Linked DNA regions of Mus musculus: all the other regions are linked to region 3. A link is a loop called in an ENCODE intact Hi-C map of the cell type or tissue named here. Cell type or tissue: left cerebral cortex. All regions are shown on one strand.

Region 1 (8,000 bases), 120 kb before region 3:
CAGGTGGCAACGTTTCTGCAATTCCTAGCTGCATCACAAGTCTCCCACTGCGTCTCACTAATTGCAGATGTAGGCAATTGAGACCTGTACTAACTATGCCAAGCAAAACCGGGTGAGTCGTCGCTTCTAATCTGGCATACCAGAAACTTCATTATTTTAATGACTCAATCTGTCCCGTATCATTGAGAAGTCCAGCACTACGTACAGCACACAAGGTTAATGTGTCCATCGATGACAGTGTTTCCCAGACAACCAGGAATGAGAGCCATTACTGTGTGCACCAGGGCAAAGATGAACAAGACACATCATCGTACTGTGCACACCACTCACATATGCAAAATAAAATGGTAGATAGCATTTAAGATGACAGCAGCCAAAGGAACACACAAAGATTTCTCGTCGTCTGGAGTTCTTCGCAAACAGTATTCATAGGAGGTGCGTAACAACTCTTGGCTGAGAAAGAGTGGGGAGAGATCAGAAAAAAAAAGTAAAGATCTAAGAATACAGGTTACTACAGATGTGAGAGAGAAGCCAGCATTATATGTGAGAGAGAAGCTGGCACCGGTGTTTCTGCATCCCTGCCCACTGTCAGGCAAGGAAGGTGCTATAGAGCTAAGTGGCACTGGGGAGAAGCCCACCAGTACCGACCAGACATCTTAAGCGAGCTCGACAATAATATCCATGGTTTGGGAAGAGGAGGGTGTGGGTCCCAAACAATCAGCTTAGGGATCATGGGTATGTACTAAGGAGGTATCGATTTGTGTTTGGAGACAACCAACCCCAATGACTTTTTCCAGTATAAAATTTAGTGCTAAATAGATGGCTTTCCAAAGTTCTGGAATTTTTTGTTGTTGCTGTTGTTTTTGTTGTTGTTGCTGCTGTTGGTTTTTTCTTGGTTTTTTGGTTTTTGGTTTTTGTTTATTTTGAGAGTGAAAGGAAAGAATAAAGAGACAGAGGGGTGGAGATCTCGTAAGCTCTTATTTCTTGACTGTTTAAGAAGGCATTGAGCCTTCTCATGTAAAGATTTAGATGTGTTTAGACTTACACCCTCAGAAAGCCTTGGCTGCCTGCTGCCCCATTTATATCAGGGAGCATCCTCCTTGGGAAGTGCAGTTCCCAGGTTAGCACCCAATGTTATCCCTCCCCAGCCCCAGGCACAGCTGCCACCACCCACCACGGGCTTCTCTCCCCTCCAAACTTCTCACTCTCCCTCCACTGGCTTTGCTTAAATAGAAAACAAGAGAAATTACATTTGCCAAATGTTTTCTTTTTTTTTTTGACAGAATCCCAGTCCTCTTTCAAAACAAGGCATCTGAGGACACAAGTTCCCCTTGCTCCCCCACTTTCTATACTTGGAACAGATGGAGAGAGATGAGGTAGGACAAAGCCCCATGTCTTCTGAAAACTTAAAACAAAACAAGGCCCCAAACTGTATGTCTTTTCTTCTAAGTGTTTTCTTTCCATGCTGCAGGCTAAACCCAGGCTGCTGTGAGTACACTTGGCCACTGAGCTAGCGGAGCCACAACCCTCAGACTAAGATCTGGAGCAAAGGCGTCATTAAAGGACTTGTTCTCCACATGCACCGGGGATGCAGCACTATCAAAGACACATTTGGAATCCACGTTTGCCTTTCTTAACACAGCCCTCCAATTTTTAACAATTATTATTATTCTATTTTATGTGTGTGGACGTGTCACCAAGGAGGCCAGAATTACCCTGCAGTGGAGGTTCTGGGAATCCTACCAGAATCCTCTAGAAAAGCAGTCACTGCTGCTAATCTCTCTAGCCCCAAGGACAGGATCAGATAGTAGCTCGGGGCGCTTTCTGATAAACTGCAAGACGTACACTTGAATCTAAGATTCTGGGAAGGAAGCTGAGATCAACGGGGCTGCACCATTTCTCAAAGGTGTGCAGAGTTCTCTAAACCTAAGTCACTCATTTGTCCTGGGGTGGCCAAACATGATTTTGAAAAAAAAAAAATAGGGCAGCTATTTCCATGCCTCCACGTATAAGCTCCAAGAACGCTTTTGGTTAATTATGCCTTTTCAGATCCTTTCCAGAGCCCCACAAAGCAGTGCTGCGTAAGCCCTCTCCTTTAGAACTGAGTCATTTTCTGAAGTCCTGTGTGACGGAACGGACACAAAAAAAACCCAGATCGAGGAAACAAAGAAAACAAGGCTTTGACCTGTCTCCTGAAAGCCAACATTATCCTTCCAGGAAGTCCCACCTCCTCCACCCAGAGATGGAGTGACAACAGATGCCCTTGTGGAGAGGCAGTGAGGACAACAGCCAAAGGTAGCTGCTAGTCAACCGTTGAGGCCTCAGATGTTTACCCAGCCCACCACACACACACACACACAGACACACACACACACACACACACACGCACACGCACACACACACACACACACACACACTCACTCATAATAAAAGGCTGCTGCGCACCATGAAGTTAAGGGAGCAGCAGCGGAGGAAACAGTGACAGGCAGCACAGATGATGAACCGGTTACCTCCCGGAACTTAGAGCATCCCTCGTGGCTGTTCTGAGGAAACTCAGATGTGCTGGTGGCTGCTCCCAATATCCACGTCTCTCAGAGGCAGAGGTGGCAATTTATCTCTGGCCTGGCCAAGCGTTTTTTTTTAATTTTCCGAGGCTACCGAACCATCCCTTTACGTAAAAGCACCTGTTCACACCTCTATTGCTGTCTGTAAAACCTAAATGAGATCATGTCTATAGACTGATATTTATGAGAAATTGCCTAATGCTTCTCCAGTTCCCTTCTCTCTTGATGTGACATTCCAGAGCAAATCAAGCAGTCGATAGATAAAATTTGAATTTAAAAGATACTTTATCTAAGGTCCTGTGGCCGAGTTGCCTGAGGACTGGCTTGTCTGTCCACCCCAGCATGCACAGAAAACATTGAAGTGAACACACATAACACATAGGATTGTGTTTACTTTGGAAATGCTAAAGGCCACCAGATTCCTTACATTACAACACTGTTGTAAATGGGACTCTCCACAGGAAACTGTCTTTGGAAATGAGCCCCAGAATGATCTATGTTATTTCACAAACCACAGAAACATGTGTGGGGAAAGCCAGAGTTAACTGACGTGGCTTTAGTCAGGAAAGCAATTTTACCTTTAGAGACCAAGACCTCTCACCAACTCTGAGCTGTGCTTAGTTTGTTCCCTTATCTTTTGTTGCCTGATACACCTGCTGGGTTAGCTCTAACTGTTCTAGTCCATTGCACGCTGCACAGAAGCGTCTGAATGGAATAAAGCTAGCAGTGCACATATTTTTCAGCCGACCTGTTGCTGACCACTCTTTGATTCAAGTCTTGCAGATACTGGGGTACACCTAACACGCCAGTTCTGACATCACCTGGGGCAGCATAGAAATACAGGACTCCCTGACTTCAAGCAGGCTTGTGAATGGCTGCCAGACTGTAACTCGTGGGTCACTTATCTTTACCTTTGTGTGGCAAGGCTTGACCAACCAGGTTAGAGTGAACTTTGGCAAGAAGGACATAATGTCTCTCTCTCTTCCACATCCATATTCACTATACTGTATATGTTCCAGAATATTTTCCCAAGAGAATTCAGGCTGTCAGCAGGATTCATGATCAACCTCGGAAGCTCATCACTAGATCATTTTAGAGACTTTATTCAAAGTTCTTTGACGTTATCCAAAGTTAACAATGGTTGGGTAGGTGGAGAGGTGGGAAGATTGAAGCAAACACTTTCCAAAATTAAAAAATAAGAGCAAAAGAATCATGAGGCTTCCTGGCCTGTTGTCAGATCCAATCTCCAAAGCCACCACCCCTGGCTGTGCTGAGCTGGGAGGAGTGGGTCCTGATGTGTCATCTGTTGGGCTCCCCGGTTCCACAGGGGGGAGTGAGTCACTCCTCCTTCCATCTCTTGCTGACAAACTCAACTTCTCTGCCAGGCAGCTTTATCATACTATGTGCACACCATAAATAACTAAGGCAAGGCTGTACTCACACTTCTGGGAGTTACAGTGAGTCAGAGGTGTGAACACGCAGGGGCCAGAGAGGCTGGAGCTTCCAGAAACACCACATGAAAGAACGTCATGTCACATTCTCTTAGTCAGTGGAGATAGAAGGCAGACCACTCCTATCTACTCCAGAAGAAATGAATGCTGTGGTCTCGTCACAAAGGGACAGCCAGGGAGACAGGCAAGCACCTCAGATTGTGTTGGCCTGGCCAGGCAAGGACCATGGCTACATCTCACCACTGTTAAATCTCAAACCCGGGACAAAGGGCTGAGGTGCTGGCTGCCAAGTTCTCCGTGCATTCCTCAGTCCCTACCTGTTACAGGATCCTCCAGACTGGACTGGCATACCCTGCCCCTACCCTGAACTCTCCAAGAGGATAAACTAACTGACTTTCCTCCAGCTGCCCTTCCCTATATATTCCAACCTTCTAGGTGACCCTTTGTCTACTTTCTTGGCCCAGGCTGGTTATCAGCTGCTCTTCCCTCTCCTCACAAGGCTTTGTACTCCCCTGGATGTCCCTGCCCCCACCCCAGGCTATACTCCCCTTTTATCTACAATAGACTCTCTTCTCTACCACTCTGAGGAATAGTCAAGTCCTTTTCTAGTTATTTCTTCCTTTTCATTCAGCCATCAACATTGGGCTACAACCCAGCCTCTGGGTTACCAATTGTTGAATTCTGACATTTAGCTAAATACAGTTTGAATCACAGCATCTGTGTTTTATCAACAACTTGTACACAATAATCTGTGTGGCGACTTTTGTACACAAACAGCTGCTTAGAACAAACAGCTTTTTTTTTTTTTTTTTTAGATCTGCTACTCTGAATGTGTTTGGACTCTGAGTTGCCTCATTCCCTTGCTCCTGTTCAAGAAAAATGTTTGACCTAAAAAGACATGCATTTCCTCATCCCAGTGCACGCCAGCTGTGTGGATTTCTTTTGTCTTTTTAATTGTTTTTATAGGCAAATAAGGGACAGCAAAGCAGACTGAATGGTGTTTTGTCTGTTTTGTTTTCCATAGGGCCTTACTAGATCAAATTCCTTCTGAAACTTTTTTGTTTGTTTGTTTAAATCAGATTGTATTAAAACCTAAATGGAGAGAAATCTTGGTTCTGTAACACAGGAAGGCATTTCTGTGTGAAAAGAAAAAAATTGGCGGCAGGATAGAGACACCAGTGAAGGCTCTGAGCAGAGCTTTGGCCTTCAGATCAGTGAAAAAGGACCCCTGCCTCAGGCTCCTGCTAAGTACTGAGAGAAGCGGGCTTCTTCCCTTTCCTTTGTCCCTCCTGTACCTCATTCCCTCCCTCTCCCCCTGCCTTCCTCTCCCTCTTTATGACCCTCCTTCTGTAGCTGAGAGAAAGAAGATATCTCACCCAGCCACCCAGTGGAGAGCTCTGAGTAAATCCAGGCAGGTCTTTTTTGGAAGCCAGAGACATAAATTACTTCAGGTACCAAGTATAGGGTTTACAGAGAGGATAGCATCACTCTATGACCTGCTGAGTTTTAAATTGGAGGGAGAAGGGGGTAATATATGCACAACTGCTCCAGCAGACATCTCTTTGCTTCACAGACCCAGAAAATAAGATCTTTCTCATACTGCTTCCTAGAGCAGGATGGCTCACTACCTCCTAGAGCAGGTTGGCCCACTGTCATCTAGAGCAGGTTGGCCCATTGCCTCCTAAATCAGGTTGGCCTACTGCCTCCTAGAGTAGCTGGCCCATTGCTTTCTAGTGCAGGATGGCCCACCACTAGCCTCTGCTGCTGCCTAGTGGCTATTTCCTGGTCACTACCTGTGTTCCAGCTTATTGGCAAAGGAAGCTGATAATCACAGACAAATCATTTCTCTGAAGCACATGAAGTCCTCCTGAGACACTGAACACTAAATTCTCCAGCCAGGAGAAAGGATTACCCACATATAACAATAGGAGAAGAACACTTAAGAGTAGGTAGACAGCAATTTTGAGGCTTTGCTCCCAAAGACCACCACACATACTTACCATCTGGAGCCTGGGCAGTGTGGAAGGCGCTTCTGTACCAAAGCATGATGTCGATCTTAAAGCTGTTGTAGATGAACAGAACAGATACAACCAGAAGTAGGAACGCCATAAGCCCTCCTAAGAGGTAAGCCCTGAAGTCTGGAACTGCAAACGACAGGGAAAAGTCAATGGCCGAAGGTTAGTTTTACCTCCACACTTACACGTGGCTCTTAGTCAAAGCCAGGTGGGAAACGTGAGGCTACTGCTTGAACACACATCTCTAAGTTTCCTTGTGAGTATACAAGTTGGATAGTTTAATTTCCACTGAGAAGGTTGGGAAGAAATGGTCTCCTTAAAAGCCAGGGAGCCCTAGGTATTCATGCCAGAACAAAAGGACTCCAGCTGCAAGGAAACTGTCTCAGAGCATGTGGATCCAGGTACCTTCATGAGGTACAATCTGACTGTGTCTGAAATGTCCCCCATGGCTTCCCCTGAAGAATCTGGGTTTCAATCCCACCATACGACCCTCGGAGCTGAGCAGAGGGACTCCTGTTAAAACTGATAAAAGTCATTGGCCTTCTGCCCAGACATGGGCTGTGCAAGTCGATGGTGAGACAGTCCTCATCTGACCCTTCCCAGGGCTCCTGAAGCCAGGGCCTGTGTCTGTCTGAGAGTTCCTGATATGGTACTCAATGCCTGCTCTGCTAAGAGAGTGTACAGTTCTGATGACAGGCAAGGGAGCAGACAGCTAGGGGAAGAATCAGTTACTCCAAAAGGGAGGTCCCGGTTGCTTCCAGAAGAACTCTTGAACGCCAAGAAGAGGAACCAAGCAGCGCCCTACCTTGCCACAACCCAAAAGGGTGCTGCCAGAGGAGGGTGCCCAAGAATGAGGGAAGAGAAAAAGGGAACCCACCGCATCAACCACTTCCTTCATCAGCCCGTTCACCCTGAAAAGGAGCTCGTGGGTCTGGTGGGATGGGGGAGAAGTGTTTGAGTCTCCCAGAACAAACGTTTCTGGTTTATAAAATCTTCAAGAAATAGCTTGTCAAATCCTTCTCAGGCCACACATACAGTAAACATCTGAAGGCCTAAGACTTCCTGCATATTGTAGCATGTCTTTAGATATAACAGCTTGATAGAGTACAGAGACAGAAAACACACTTGGTGCCAGCCCCCACCCCAAATCAATCCATTGAGCAAGTCCCTCTGTAGCCAGTGGACACTGTTCTGCAGGCTGTTGCCCAATCCGCCCCTTTCCCATCTTTATAACCTTCGTCATCTGCCTTCCAACTATGAGATGGCAAATCCCCTGTGTCTATCTTCTGCTTTTTGCCAGCTCTTATCAGAGTTGTGTGAGCAACACCATCTCTCCCTTTGGGAGGATCTAATCTGGAAGAGTCTAAGCCCCTGATAGTGATCTTAAAATTATAAAGTGTGATATGACGATTCCATGACTAAGCCCACAGTACTTAATGAGATTCAAAGAGCCCTTGGCAGCCGCAGTGTGGTCTGACTGTTCCTTGCACTGAGTAGTGTGGACATGTTTGGCTCTGTGAATGTGCTCAAAGATGATGACAGTGGAATTGTCTTATTAGTGAAGAAGCTCAAATGAGTAGAGACTTTGAAGTGGAAATAAATGTACAGCTCACTGCTGGTATACCAGGTACCCTTATTAAGAATAGGATTTGAATGAGTTCAAAAGATAGCTCAGAGGTTAAGAGTACTGGCTGTTCTTCCAAAGGACCTGGGTTCAAGCCATAACTTCTTGTAACTCCATTTCCAAGAGATCTGATGCTCTCTTCTGATTTCCATGGGCATTGGGCACTCACATGGTACATGTATATATGTGCAAGCAAAACATGCTTACAAATAAAGACATAAATAGAATGGCATTTGTGAGTCTGATTTCATGGAACCATCATCAGGAGCCTTCAGACTCGAAAGCAGAGGATAGATGATGATTAAAAGACACAGAAGAGGGGAAAAAAAAAAGACTTTCACAGAAA
Region 2 (8,000 bases), 98 kb after region 3:
AATCCACACAGTCAACAGAAGTACTTCCTCCCAAGACCTTGACAAACAGGACCTCCCAACCATGTCCATTTTGCTTCTCGGCAGGAAGAGGCTGAAAATTAGCTTTGGTTATTGCGGGAAAGGGGACAGAGGAGAATGTGATTTAAGCAATCACTCTGTCAGAGTTGTCACCTGTGCTCAAGAAACTCCCCATGTCACCCCCCAGCCTACCATGACATGGTCTGGATTTAGGGAATAGTACAATGCTGAGGGGTGATGAAAAATTCCTCTGTGGGTTTTCTCCTGACAGGTCCTCACTACAAGCATGTTGCTGGAAGTTTTTATTTAATGGGTTTAAATAAAAAGGCCAACGCACACAGACGGAAAGCAGGGGCCGCTCCAGGAGCTGTCTTCTCAGGTCCGTTATCTCCAGGAGATGTCTGAAATTGACTCCCACTTTCGGCTTTGAAGAGCAGTATCCTGCGTTTCCTCAGGAGAGGCATGCTGAGTACGAGCTGACTCAGAAAGACGGGCAAGTCCAAGTGTTTACCGAGAAAAGCTCACTCGCAGTTGGCATGGCTCCCAGAAGAGTCTCCTAAAAAAATATTTTCATTGGTGTCTGAAGGATTTAATCAAGGGCTGTATTTAGTAAGAGTCCAGCAAGTGCTCTGTGCCCAACTCTGATACTCTCTCGGGCCTTTTCAACAGGAAACCCTTAGTCCAGAGAACAAAAAACACTTAGAAGCATGCCAGAGGTGCCTGGGAAAGACTACACACCCTGATCACAGCAGACTCCTGGCGTCCCTCACTCCTCTGCTGAGAGATGTGTTCAGCCTGAAACCAACTGGAAGGCTTTAGAGTTTCCTTTTACATGAAATGAAGGATTGACAGCAGAATCTGGATCTTAGTTAGGAAAGGGAGAGACCGATTCCCAACGAGCGGTGGTTGGCTAAGAGAGGACTCACGTCTCCATCCCAGGGAGCAAACGCTGTGGTAGATCTCTGAATATCATGCCCCATGGCTATTATGTCTCATTCATCCATTTACTCATGCAAGTATACATCTTTGACATCTTGAAACCTGCAACACTCTTTTTTTTTCCCATATGGGGATAATAGACTATTTGGTGGGGAAGGGGCTTATAATAAAGCCTTACATCCAGAATCTTCCACTCCCCTCTGCTTGTTCATTCATGCATTCCTTCCCCTAGTGTCTGCTGAGTGCTTAGAATGTGCAAAGAAGCACATGTGTGCAAAGAATACACTATCCGGGACCAAGGCAACAGCCCTGTCAGCAAGTGCATGTCATGCATGCATGGAGACCTTAGTTCAACCCTCCTGTACTCATGTAGGAAGGCTAGAATTTAGAGTCTCCGTGTTGGGAAGTTGAAGACACGAAGGCTAGCTAGCTATCCAATTTAGCCCAATCTGCAAGACTCAGGTCTACATGAGAGACTCTGCCTCCAAAATAAGACAGGATATATATATATATATATATATATATATATATATATATATTTCAATGGGAACATGTATTTGCTATGTGAGCTTCAAGACCTGAGTTTGACTCCCTAACACCAACATAAAAAGTTTGGATGGACACTAACATGTTCCCACTGTAAGCCTAGAGTGTGGAAGGCCAAGACAGGAGGATCACTGGGGCTTGCTGGTTTCCAGCATAGATCTAGGTTTATCTGAGAGACCTTGTCTTGAAGGAATAAGGTAGAGCATGATGGAACAAGACACCTGCCAGCCTCCTGTGGCCTCCATGTGTAGACATAGAGACATACATATACACATACATACCTACATATATACATACATACATATACACACACACTCATACACACAGACATATACACACCCACACTTACACATACTCACACACACACACAGCAAATGGCTCTAGAGAAACAACACTCAAAGTTGACCTCTGGCCTCTACATACATGCACATACACATATATGGATTTGAACACATATATTCACTCACACCTACATGAACATATATATGCAAATATATAGACACAAATGTATGTGCAGATAAATATGTATATACACATACATGCAGTATCTGACCAGGCTAGTCATACCTTCCATCCCAGCACTTGGGAAGATCACAAAATCAAGACCAGCCTGGGCTATGAAATAAAAAGATCCTAATTTTAAAAAAAAAGAAAGGAAAAGAGAAGAGAAGAGAAGAGAAGAGAAGAGAAGAGAAGAGAAGAGAAGAGAAGAGAAGAGAAGAGAAGAGAAGAGAAGAGAAGAGACAAAAAACTTAAAAGAAAAGAAGAAAAGGAAGAAGAGGAGGAGGACAAGGAGGAGGAGGATAAGGAGGAGGAGGAGGAGGGTAAGGAGGAGGAAAACGTGGCCTCTGACATCACATAGTATGAGTTCAGGGTCTGCTTCTGTCTGTCAGTTCAATAAAGGGCAACTATTCTAACTGAACTATGAACTTAATGTTGCCCATAGTCATATTTTGGAGACTTCGTCCCAGGTATTACATTGAGAGACTGAAAAAACTTTAGATAGTTGAGTCTAGCTAGAGGACCTGAATCCCTGCATCCCTAGCAAATATACTATCCCTGGCTGTCTACTTCTTCCTTGTGTGCATTCTCCTGGACCACAAAGTGGACAGTTCTCTTTCTTCATGTGTTCTAGCTACCATGGCTGCCAAAGTGCATGGGGAAAAATGACTGTGGACTGACTCTCTCTAACACCTTTTCCTCTTCAATTTGTGTGGTTGGGGTCTCTGTGACAAGAAAATAAGCCACTTCAAGCTGTGATAGCTGCTTTGTGCTCTGAAATCCAATAAGAAGACCTCTCTGCCAACTGATGGAAGGGGATCCAGAAAGATCTCCTGAGTAAAACCTAGACAGGAATGGGAGGATCAGCCCATGGACACAATGGCTCTTCAGATGCAAGAGATACACTTTACAAGTCTCCAACACAAGCAATAACAGAGACCCAAGGGTAAGCACTGATGTTTCTGTGTGCCCAGCCACAGGCTGGAGGAGAGACTCGGGGGGCAGTCATAAAAGACGATGCCAAATTGCTGAGAACTGACCTACACATTCAGGATGTTCTCAGCACTAACTCCATGGCAAGGATTCTCTTCTGAAATCTGGAAGGACATTAGGAAAGCTTCCTGGAAGCTTACATCATAAAAGCAACAGAGCGGGCCCAATACATTGGCTAAAGGAGAAAAAAAAAAAAGGTCTTTGTATCTTAGCTGGGCTATGTGGACTATAGGAATGCAGCAGCTATCTATAGGTATGTATCAGAAAGGGAATGCTATCAGATGTGAGACTGAGAAAGAACACTTTAGTGCCCTATGGAGAAGCTTTGGAGGAGAGATTTAAAAAGGGCAAGAAGAGAATAGGGCCATCTGGTAGACCAAAGAAAGTGTGAAGATCTGGTAGGCCAAGGAAAGTGTGAAGCTGCACCACAAGCAAACCCAGAATGGAACAGTGGAACAGTTCTTGACTGCACTCTACAACTGTATTTCCATACTACCCACAAGATGTCTCTAACCCCACTGCCTTTAGAGTAGTGGTTCTCAACCTTCTTAGTGCTGCAAACTAATACAGTTCATGTTGCAGTGACCCTCAGTCATAAAATTACTTTCATAGCTATTTCATAACTGTAATTTGCCACGCTTATGAAATATAATGTTAATCTCTGATATGCAGGATATCAGATATGTAACTCCTGTGAAAGGGTTGTTTGGCCCCAAAAGGAATCATGACCCACAGACTGAGAACTGATGCTTTAAAGCATTCAGACTCCAAGAAGTGTATCTGATTGGTCTAGATGGTCATTTCCATCCCCACAGGTTGCCTCACTCATTGGAGACCTGTAGACCTACCAGCTTCCTGGCTTCCTTGGATAGAGTATGGAGAGCCAAAAGGAGTTTGTGTCTTCCAGCCTTTTACTGTGTCATAGCACAGTTATAAGACTCTTGGGCAGTTTTCAGTTACTCCCCTTCTTCCTCAAAGCTTTTACATGATCTCATGTCTTGCTTCTATTCTGTGAAATCTCACAGGATGGGTTCTAAAGCAAAGATCACTCAGACTTCGTATCTGTTCTGAACTTATCTACATGCCAACTGGGGCTGAAAGAGGAAAACAAAATCAATAGTATAGGAAGTAGGAACCACAAATTCTATAATAAGATGTAGATGAGGAGCTCCATGGGATCCTGACCCCAGCCTTTGTGGGAGAGCCAATGGCCAACGAAAAGCTCTTTCTCATCAAGCCTTTTCCCCTCGGTACAAAAACAATAAGCACATGCTGATTGCCTACTGTCTATGAAACCTCTTTTCTGGAAGTATAAGAGATAGATTCTCATGCTCAAACAAAAATGCCCTGTGGTATAAAAAAGATGAGGCTACATAAAATGGGGCACAGGAGCTTAAAAGATTCCTGTCCCACTTCCGAGTGCATGAACTCCAAAGAGATAGCTCAGCAGTACTCCAACTTCAAAATGACATGCCAACCACTGCTGTTGCTGTGTTCCAGGGAAGAGGCACACATTGTAGTAATGGAGAGCCGATCCTGACCAGAAAAGCTATGGCACAATTGCTAGAAATAACTGAGATATGTTTGGGTTTGAGGAGGACACAATTGTTCCCATTGCCTGATGTTTGCTTCTTTGTGGACACTCCTCCAAGAGAGGAGTATGGGACCTTATTGTGAGTTTCAGACAGGAGCTAATTATGTGAGCTTTGCTCTCCTGCTTTTATGCTGTTCATTAGGAGACATGATGTGATTAGGAAACCAGATGCTCTTGGTCTCTTTTGCCCCACTCCCAAATCTTCAGGGATCTTCTGCCAGGCCTGAACTTACTGATTTTATATTAGTCACACTGAAAATCCATGTATATGATCAAAATCTAGAGGTGTATGTTAGAGTAGGTAAAGGAAGAAAGGGTGGGTAGATGGATAGATGGATGGATGGATGGATGGATGGATGGATGGATGGATGGATGGATGGACATAAGTATACATGGATGGATGGATGGATGGATGGATGGATGGATGGATGGACATAAGTATACATGGATGGATGGATGGATGGATGGATGGATGGATGGATGGATGGATAGCAAAGGACAGGACAGCAACCCACAAAAGTCAGAATATAAAAGAGGTTAAACTGAGCCAAGCAAGGGCTTCCTCCAACACCATTCATTAAATTCCTGCAAAGCTTTGACAACGTCCAGAGTCCAGCTTCTGTAGCACGATCCTGAAGTGATCTGGATACCCAGAGATCTCATTCTGCATCCAGGGCTGAGAATCTCCCACTTACTCACCACATAAGCAGAAGGGAAGTGGTCCCTCCACTTCTAAAGACTGATTCCGAGGAAGAAATGTGGTACACTGTTCTAACCACTCACATGCCCAACGCAAGCCAAGGAGCACACAATGAAAGGGCCATTCTCATGGGACACAGGTGGTGGAGGTGACCTACTCAGGGTGATGATGCAGCTGGAATACAGCTAGGAAAGAGCCATTTCCTTGAGGAAGGTGCATAGGTCTAGAAAGTTCCACAGAAGACTGGCATATAGTAACTGCCTACTGATAACAAAATGGGGACCTATGCCACCAACAAAAGCTAAACTATGGAGTCACAGGTAAAAAGCATGGTGTCAGGGGGCAAGAAGGGGACCCATTCAAAAAGGTTGAGTCTAGAGATAGGTGTCTAGCCCTAGCTGTGTGCTATTGAAGACAGTCCAAGCCCTATGTGCTGGGGTAAGAAGCAAGGTGGAAATTTCCATAGTTGTGATAAACACAGTCCTATCACTGACCTCTGCTGAGAAGAAAGGGCCCAAGAGATCTTCAATCCCAGATCATGGATCTAGGCTGACCACAGAGACCAAATTTTCAGACTTGCTGTACAAGCATTAGCAGGGGTCGAGGAGGATGTTGAACTATAGCCCAGTCTAAGTCTCTCAACAGCAGTTCTATGGAGCCCATGTTGCCTGGAGAAGCCAGAGTTGGTTTGTCATCTACCTCCCCTCTTCTCCCAGAAAACCCCCAATCTCTACTGTGAACAGTGTTGACACTCAGCCAGGACCTAGGCTATACACCTCTGAAAATCTGCCTCAGGGAGACAGGAAAGCTTGAGTTAAAATTTTGTAGGGATAGAGTCAGTGCAGCCCCAGCCTTGTATTAGCACCTATTATCGGTATAGCAAAGGCTGCCTGGGAGAGACCACTCCAGAGTCTAAGATCTGGAAGCACGGGCTTCCCAGCAGGAGATGATTGATTCAGACTGCACTGCTCCTGGATGAGACTCAGCAAGAAGGAACTGTGGAATGGGCTCTCAAGCTCTATTGGTCAAGCTAGAAACCCAAGACCACATGTCTACACAGCATCGGCCCTCTGTTGCCTGTGCTTGTAAGACTGTACTGTGTCTGCTCTACTGGGCTTGGTAAATGATGTTTGATATTGGGGACCTATTTGTTTAGTTGACTTTCTTTTTTCAGCACTGGGGACAAGACACAGAGCCTTGCATAAGCTAGGCAAAGCTCCACCACAGAGCCCTAACACCCACCCCAATGCTACGTTTGGCCATTTGATTTCCTAGTCTTGCTTCTCATGTACCATCTCAGAGAAATGCTAAGTGTGTGCTTCCAGTGACTTGATACTGGAGGCTTGCTGACCCTGGAAGGTCTGCCTCTCCCAGGTTCAGTCAACTCCCACAGGTAATTACTTACCCAGAAAATGAGCCATTCAAATGCACACCAACTAAGCCAAGAGCATAGTCTCAAATCTCCCACTGTGGATCCACTCCCCTGCACGACCAAGGGCCAGCCAACCCCGACTCCAGGGATCACTGAAGCTATTCTGAGGTGCTGATCCTGAACCCACCTCCAGCTATGCTCCTCCCAGAGAAGCATCGCAAAATCTGATGCCCACTCCTCCACCCTGATTTCCTAGCCACCTGACCAAGCCCTTGTCTCCCATGCCTTCTCACACTACACATGTCCTTACCTTTGGATGATAGCATTGGATCCTCTCCAATGGCACCTGCCTGCTGATCTAGTGGCCTAACCATACCTGGCTAATAATGTCTACATTTTAAAACAATAGTTTGAGATAAAAAAAATACAAGGTTAAATAGTCAGCCTCCGGGGTAGCAGGGTTTTGATATTAATTTAGTTCACATACTGTTTTAAATATTTCAGACCTTTCTGATGGTGAAATCCTGATTCTTTCTCAATGGACTCAGAATGGTTCCCAAAGGCATAGCTGCATTTCCCTGGGGAAGCAGGCTGCAAAGGTCATAGCCACGCTTGACTGCCTAACAAATGGGTCATCGCCATGCCTGCGGGTGTGAGGGTATCTGGCTCGATACATCATAGGTTTGTTAGGCAGTCCACCCAGCTTAGAGAACCTGAAGTATAAAACCACTTAGTTCACTATGATGCTTCCTGCTCCAGGGAGGGATTCCACACTTGTCTGTTGGTGAGTTTGAGGGAAAGTAGATCCCTGTGTCTCAGTCTACTTCCTCTTCTTGGGAGCCAGCTCTCCCAAGAGTTAAAAACAATTACTCTGTCCCCTGTACTGGTAACCTTGACCTGGGCCAACTGTTAGCAGTTAAGTAAGTGGTTGTCGCTGCTCCTCTAAGCCGCATTATGTGATGTAACTTTTGAATTGAATGTGCCACGGCTGAAATGGTTCACTGGGTAACATACTTGTTGTGCAAGCAAAGGGAACTGAGTTTGGATCCCCAACACCTACGTAAAAGGCAGGTGTGGTATCAGGTGAATATGACCTCAGTGCTGCAGGACAGAGTAGGCATCTCTCCAGGACTGATTGCTGAGACAACCCAGGTGAAATGCACTGAGCTCCTGGAGTTCTGAGCTCCAGGTTAAGTGAGAGTGCAGCCTCAAAAATATAAGGTGGGAAAGAGGTCCAGGAAGACACCCTGATGAAATGTACAGACACGGGGGGGGGGGGGAGGGAGGGGGAGGGGGGAGGGGGAGGGGAGGGGGAGGGAGGAGGGGGAGAGGGAGAG
Region 3 (8,000 bases):
TCTGGGCTCCTCCAAGGGCTTGGGTCACTTCTCCAGCCAGGCCCTTTGTAGCACATGCGTCGTCCTCTAGGCTCCAGATGCCTGTACTCCACTGCTGCTGCTGCTCTTGGTGGTCATCTCATGGTACTGGCATCTCCAAAACACTGCATGACCCCTTCAATCCTGGGTCTTTAATTGCAACCAAGGTTGCACCTTCACCAATGGCCTTCCATGGCCTCTCACCGTGCCGAGCCTCAGCTGCTTTGCATGACCCCTTCATGCCTTCAAATCCAGTACCACCTGGGTGACCCTTACATATTACCAAGTCCCGCTGCAGCAGGAGTACAACCTTGGCCATCTCTGGAACACAGCCTCTTTGTGCTTTCAGAAAACACTTCCCAGAAGATGTCACCTCAATGATGCTGGTCTCTTCTTAATCCCCGCTAATTTCTTAGCTCCAGCTAACCAGCATCAATAGTCCCAGTAATGCAAAGTTTTTGCTTTGGTAGTTCTGGTATCTTGTTAATCACAGCTGATTCATCAGCCCCAGCTAACCAGAACTACAGAAACTTCACAATCAAAACAGCAATGGCCCCGAAAAGAGTCTTTAATTTTGCCTCTGAAATTTCACAAACCAGACCTCCATCTTCTGCAGTGTTCTCAACATTATCTTCCAAGCTCCTACACAACATCCGACAGACCTCTTAACAACGGATGGATCTTCAAGCCCAAAGTTCCAAAGTCCTTCCACAGTCCTCCCCAAAACATGGTCAGGTTGTCACAGGAATACCCCACTCTGCTGGTACCAATTTGTCTTAGTCAGGGTTTCTATTCCTGCACAAACATCATGACCAAGAAGCAAGTTGGGGAGGAAAGGGCTTATTCGGCTTACATTTCCATACTGCTGTTGATCACCAAAGGATGCAGGACTAGAACTCAAGCAGGTCAGAAAGCAGGAGCTGATGCAGAGGCCATGGAGGAATGTTCTTTTCTGGCTTGCTCAGCCTGCTCTCTTATAGAACCCAAGACTACCAGCCCACACTGGTCACACTCTGTCTTCTCTCCCCCTCCTTTGTGCCTCTCTCTCCTTCATCCTGTCTCTTCATCTCCCTCTTCACCACCTCTTCGTACATGCACGTGGAGGTCAAACAGTCACCTTGGGTGTCAATCTTTTCTTCACCTTGCTTATGGAAGGGTCTCCTGTTGCTCACAGCTGCATACTCCATGCTGGCTGGCCTGTGAGCCTCCAGGGAGCCTCCCATCTTGCTGTAGGGTCCTTGGATTACAGAATTGCACTACTGCTTCTGTGAGTTTCTGTGAGGTTTTGTGAGTTCTTTCTGTGAGTGGGGATCTCAACTTAAAAATCCTTACACTTGAGGCTTGGCAAGGCTTTACCCACTGAGCCTCTCCCAGCTCTGGCCCTTCCCCTTTTGAACAAGTCTCTCCCCTTGTCTTTGAGGGATCTGAGCCTATTAAGTGTCTCGTGAGAGAGCTTCCTCAGCATCCTGCTTTTGTCCTACCAATTTCCTCTTAGAATACCCTTCCCCTCCTCCTTCTTCCCCTCATCCCCTCTCCCACCTCCCCCTCCTCCTCTGCCTTCTCCTCCCTCATTCTCTGCTCTCCTCCCAGTTCTCCTCTAGCGCCTCAACACTGAGACCATCCCGAATACCCTGTCATATACTCCCAAGGTGTGTTTAGGACACTCTCCAGCTCTGTCCTCTGCGACACTGAAGGGCTCATCACCCCCACTCTTCCCTGTCTGCGGCACTCAGCAACCTTACTTTACTTGTGCACTGCCCTCTACCCTGACGCTCATTTAAGACACTGGTATCATTTCTCTCCAGCAGATGACAGCTAAGCAAGGCAGATGTTTAAATATTTGTCAAACGAATGAAAGTAGGCCCTGTTTACAGTTACTGTCCACAGTTCCCAAGAAAGTGGGACGCACACTCAGCAGACACAGGCCTTCCAGAATTTCCAGGCACAACGTTTTCTGAGAAACCAACTTAAATGTCCCCCAGCAGGCAGTATTTGGCAATCCCTCTAGACACGCTTGATCTAACCTGCTCCTTGTTTATGTGGGTAATTGACTGGCTTAATGGCTGCAGATCCCCGGGTCAATGATTCCCAGCCAACCCATATCATGCAGTACTGATTGCAGAGTATAACCAGCTGGAGAGTCCTGACAGCCCAGGCTGCACTCAGGCCTACCATACCCCAAATCCCAGGGGCGAGATCCAGGAATCAATACGTTCAAGGCTCCCCAGGTGAATTCCATGCACAGCCAGGACCCACAACTGCTGCTTATAACAGAGATGAGTGATGTTACCAGCATCCCATCCCATCCCAACTGTTTTCTATCCCTTGCTGCAGACTGAGGCCAAGCAAGGAAAACAGTCCTGGTTCCCTAAAACAACTGAGTGTGAATCCCACCGTAAAGGAAGCACCCTTCCATCTTACCTCCTACCATAGTGGATAGTCTCCTGTGAACCTAGTTTCTATATACTAGGGCACATGACCTTACCGAATTGTTAAAAAGCTTCACCTTGGGGAAGTAAGCACAGGATTCGGCTTGAACTGTGAAACCAACCTCAGTTTGTGGCTGATGAGCCTCATCTAGGCATGAATAGAGGTGAGAGGTGCTGCCTGTGACTCCCCTCAGGCCTACGAGAACAAAACCTGCAACCTTCCTTTGTCCCTATGAGTCAATTCAGGAGCTAGCATAGAAAAGTTCTTAAACCTTGAGGGAAATTGATTCAAATGGGTAATTATAGCAGGTTCACATGAGATTTTTCTTTTCTTTTTTTAAGTCAAAGAAGTTTCAATAAGCGTCCTGTCACTGTGAGCCCAGTCACTGAGTAGAGTCATAGATTTTTCCCCCTTCTCTAGGGAAGAAATCCTGAGAACTTCTGAATATGCTTTTATAGAGGAGTTAAGAGAGAGATGATGCTGTAGGCGAGACCAGATTTCCCCCCACCCACTCATAGCAGAATCTGTTTAACTACTCCCTGGAAATTGCTAGTGGGCTGTCATGATGCTTGCATGTATACTTTGTTGTTAAATGTATTCCATTTGTATTGGTTTTGGCCTCTATGTATACTTTGTTAAGTGTATTTCAGTTGTATTTGTTTTGGCATAAATTGTTACCAAATTCCTCTGGACGCTTTCTCACAATCCCTTCTGGGACTAAAAAAATAAGGCCTTTGCATGACACATTTTTTTAAAAGCTAGCTTACTCACAGATGCCAGTGTGGGTAATATCCCTCAGGGTTGGTGGAAGGAAACTTGAATCAGCTCAGTGTCAGCAAACTGAAAAACATATGGCTCAGACACTGATGTTCAACTATGGACTGACCCAGATTCATTGTGGCTCCGCTTGCACTTAACACCTTATGATGATGGTATGAGAGCGAGGCTCTTGCAATAAAAACTAAACTTTGTGTTGTGAATTTGGATCTTTTCCTGGGCTGCTGTATTGTAATTATTATTGGGCAGTTACAGCAAGGTTTCCACTCAGCCAGGGAATCATACATCAGACACTCCACAGTATGCTGTGCTCCAAGCCACACTGATTGGTAGGGTCAGTGGATTGTGTTCACTGTCCAATAACAGTTCTAATTTATGTTCAGTTTCTCACAGTGCAACCCCATTATAAATCAATCTTTTTGTAAAAGCCTTCACAGGGACTCAGCAGTTAAGAGTATTGTGGCTCTAACAGAAGTGCTGGATTCAGTTCCCAGCACCCATGTGTGGTCACTCACAACTATCTATACTTGTGAAAGAGTTCAACTCAATACCCTCTGGTCACCTCCAGGAGCACCAGGCACATGTGTTTATGCATATATATATATATATATATCCATAAAACAAAAATATATAAAATCTTTTTTAAAGATACATTCATAAACTACTGTTTCCCTTCCTTGAGTCACTGTATCACTTTAGCCGTGATGGAGAAAGAAGTTTGAGAGTCCAAAAGGTCAATGTGCTACTCCAAAGTCTCCTGTTGATTTGCTACAGTCCAAGAACCATGACTCCTATCACTAAACCTCAGTTTCCTTAGGAAGAAATTGAAATTTACAAAACCTACAAGAGAAAGGGAAGTAATGCCTTGAAAGCTCCCAGATGTGGCAGTGAGGGAGGGATGCCTGCTAACTCTTTGTTCTGGAACTTCCAAGTGAGGTAGCCTCTAAGCTAAGAGGCAGTGCCAGGTGGTACAGCTTCTAAGACTGGATGGCCACTCATCCATCTCAAGAACAGAGAGAGGCCAAGAGGTGAGCAAATAAAACCATAGGCAAGAAAGCATCTAGAAGGGGTTGACTCAGGATTTCCAGTCAAGTTCTAGAATTGTGGGAGCTACACGAACCTCTGGGGGTGTAATTATGGCTCTAGAATGTGTTGGCCTTGTGGTTATGTTGGGCTGTGTTCTTGGTAGCAATGCCTGAGCAGCCCCGCTGTTGACCTCAAACAAGAGGAAACAATCTTATGTGGAGAGGTTCAGTGTCTCCACAGAAAAGACATGTTCAAGTTCGTGTTAATTCCCCCTCAACTGGTAAAATGATCCAGGAACCCGCAAAGGATGAAGATGTGCTCTTGCCATCCTAAAACAAAGCTGCCCTGTTCTTTCACTGTCTTGGCAGTGTTCAGATAAACACTGGCTGAAATCCATGCTAAGGCTGGTTTTTTTGTTGTTTTTTTTGTTTTGTTTTGTTTTTATTATTTAAATCTGTTCACACCATCATTGTGAACTGATCTGGCATGGTGTCTCAGTTTATTATGACGGCTAAAACAAGCTACCAGGAACAGCATGATTTAAAAAAAATGCATATTTCTCACAGTTCTGGAGGCTGGAAGTCCAAGATCCAGGTGCCTGCAAATCCACTACCAGGTGACAGCTTGCATCCTGGCTTTCCAGAGCCTGCTTCTTGCTGTGTGCACATGTGGCAAAAAGAAAGCTAAGCAGCTTCTAATAGCTGTGCTGGCTGTATGCACAAGGGCCTCAGAACCTAAGGGTCTCCAAGAGAGCCTACCGTCTGCGATCCTCACATTGAGGTTAAAGGCTGAACAAGCATTCCACACAAGTACAGGAAAACCAAACACCTAATAGCTCCGAATCCTACAGTATGAACTTCAGTTACTATGACATGTGTCAAAGTTTATGACTCCTGCTTTGTAAATCACTGGCTTTTCATAGCCTTACATTCCACTTTGATGAGTCCAGACAACCACAGCATGTCTCTGCTGATCATGCACAGATATTTCCTATGTCACTATTTTGTATACAGTCTAGTATAATAACATAGAGAGAGAATTCATATTACATAGAAACAGTATAAAGAATACAGAAGGTTTTAAGTAGATACCATACAATCTTGTATGATGCTAACTAAAGACTCAGGAGTCAGTCCCCTGCAGACAACCAGAGAGGACTTCCCTTTGCTTGCCTTTTAACTTCATGCTGTCACTGACACGTTGCAGCCCCTGCTGAGTCTGCCAGGAGCAGTTCTGTGTGCGTCATACATTTGGACTTCACACACGGAGCCATTTCTCAGAAATAACCCTTGTCCTTCTCCCTGGGCTAGAATGTAAAGCTGCTAGGAGATTAGCTGACCTGACAGCTCCCGCACTTCCTGTCCAGCTGTGCCTGGGTCCACAGAAACCTGATCTAGCACTGCTTCCCTGGAGTCATATTTACTGAAAGCTGTATCCCAAGCTTCCCACTCCCGTGCACGTACACATTAACTCTACTCTTCTCTGGCCACCAACGATTACCTAGGACAGTTTAGCCTTAGAGATGGGTCTGACTGTGTCTGATCAAAACTGTGTTGTCTCTTTCCCCTCTTCTTCCATAATGAGAGCACACCTATGCACTTGGAGCCAATAAAAATGGAAACCGTGGTCCAGCCCACATCCAACTCATGAGCCAGTCAGCCCGCAGTAATGGACCAGAAGAGAAGATAACTTGCAAGAGGACACCATCTCACTATCGCTACAGACTCCAGGACTACTGCAAACTTTGCTCAGCTGTGCAGTGTTCATCATTCCCTGAAACCAGGAAGCCTCAGCTTCACCCCTTGTCCATGCAGTGGTGCTGAGGAAGCCTCCTATTTCTGTCTCTAAAGGTGACTGTAGCCCACCTGCAGCTATGCAGAGGATGTATAAGAAGACCCCACCAAGGTGACCATAGCCCCACGTGCAGCTAGACAGAAGGATCTACAAGACTCCACCAACAGCAATCTCCAGGTGGAGCCTCAATGAGATTTGGCAGCCATGCTTACTAGGCTTGTTTTGATATTGTACTCTGAAGTGGCTGGGCCTTCCTCACTACCCACTGTCTGCATCCATTTGATGGTCAGCAGCTGACATGTCTCAGGGTAGACTGCCAAATTCTCCCAATCAATGTTGATGTTTCCTTCTCAACCCACTCTTTCTCTCCCTACCTGTAGAGTCTGGCTCAGTGCTCAGCACAGAATGGGATTTGGAATTTGGAATTTCTCCAAAGGGCCGCTTTTCAGAAATCCCTAAACCAGAAGGCAAAATGGTCGTCAGTTTAGGAACGGATGAGAATGCTTTTGCTAAGTGGAGTTTTGCGTCTAGGAAAGATAATATGCACCTTAATTTAAAAAGATCTCTGCGGCCATTTCAGACAAGGCTTTTATTATGTGTGTCATGCTGAGGTCAGGGCTTGGTAAAGCACAGGCCCTTCACCCAGTGTCACCCCATCATGATCTCTTGAGGCTCAAACAAAAGATGCTGATACACAGGGTACCCTCTCCACAATGTCACCCAGGGGAGCAGGTACAGCCAGCAAGGTTTAAGCATGGAGGTCCAGTTCTGTCTTCTCACCCGACAACCTAAGTCTATCTCATGGTCCCAACAAAATCCAAATTCCTACCTCTGCCCCAATGCCTACCACGATCTACCCTCAGGCTCTGTGCCCGGTTCATCTGGTACCCTCCCCGTTCCCTTCACCACCACCTATTGGCATTTCTGGTCCTCAAATAGACATTGCTTGATTGCTGCGTTTGAGACAGGATCTCCTCTCATCTATAGGTCACGTTGGCCTCAGACTTGTGATTCCCTCTGCCTCAGCTTTCAGAGTGCTAAAATATGGGTGTGTGCCACTATGTGAAAACACAACTTTTACGATCCTGCACCCGATCTCTATGTAGCTCAATCTCATGCCTGAGACCCCCTCCTTTCCCCTCAAAAAGTACCAATTGTTAGAGTAAGGCAGGGCACAGCCATTTGTCGTCTAAACAGCCCTTTACTCTTTCATGGTACTCATCACAGGATCTTCCGATGGCGGCCAGTTCCTCTTCACCTGCCTCGGTATCCCGTGGCCACACACACACAGCAAGTCCTCAAAAGCTAGCTGCTAATGCAATAGAAGTAATGATCAGTAATTATTTTAAACCTAGAGAATGGATGCCCAACTTCATCCATATGTTAAGACAGTTTAAAACACACTGAGTTTTAAAATAATAATAGTAAAACACACTGAATTCACCTTTTTTCCCTTCAATAAAAACTAGTTTAGTGAACTTGGTTGATGGCTCAATGAGTAAAGGCCTTGTTGTGTAAGTATGAGAACACGGATTCAAATGTCCAGGAGTCACATAAAAACTAGTCGAGGCAGCATGTACCTGTAAGCCCAGCCCTGAGGGGGGCGGAGCCAAGTGGATCCTGCAGACTGGCTGGCAAGCCAGTCTAGTCAATGCAGCAGACTCTGGGTTGAAGGAAAGACCTGTCTCAAAAAGTGAGATGGAGACCAAAGGAGATGGTCATGTGATATCACCATCTGACCTCCACACATGCATGTAAGAGTGAGCACACACCACACACACAGACATACACACAGACACCATACACAGGTACATACACATAGATTCCACACACACACATAAATACACACCACACAGAGAGACACAACACACAGAGACCACACACACACAAATGTACATACAAACACCACACACACATACATAGATAGCACACATATACAGAGAAACACCACACTT

What was found. Hi-C counts contacts between places; a loop is a spot of excess contacts. Peaks named below come from ENCODE experiments on the same cell type or tissue, not always from the same donor. Only the 100,000 strongest peaks of a DNase experiment are listed, where the experiment ranks them.
Region 1: it touches region 3 in a loop (5-fold over the local background); 3 of 42 quality-filtered maps call a loop at or near these places.
Region 2: it touches region 3 in a loop (1.8-fold over the local background); 2 of 42 quality-filtered maps call a loop at or near these places.

The regions. Positions count from the first base shown.
Region 1 is chr1:40,354,978-40,362,977 of GRCm38, reverse strand. Il1rl2 (interleukin 1 receptor-like 2) reads right to left here. Exons shown (of 11, transcript NM_001356478.1): 9 at 6,016-6,159. Among named protein-coding and RNA genes, the nearest start is that of Il1rl2, 34 kb to the right of the region's middle. In left cerebral cortex, no CTCF peak of the experiment used is centred here; DNase peaks (open chromatin) are centred at 2,153, 3,965, 6,898, 7,362 and 2 more places.
Region 2 is chr1:40,132,591-40,140,590 of GRCm38, reverse strand. No RefSeq gene overlaps it. Among named protein-coding and RNA genes, the nearest start is that of Gm35741, 13 kb to the left of the region's middle. In left cerebral cortex, no CTCF peak of the experiment used is centred here; DNase peaks (open chromatin) are centred at 550 and 3,380.
Region 3 is chr1:40,230,992-40,238,991 of GRCm38, reverse strand. It overlaps a transcript of Il1r1 not described here. Among named protein-coding and RNA genes, the nearest start is that of Il1r1, 32 kb to the left of the region's middle. In left cerebral cortex, no CTCF peak of the experiment used is centred here; DNase peaks (open chromatin) are centred at 2,011, 2,990 and 3,225; H3K27ac peaks cover 310 bases.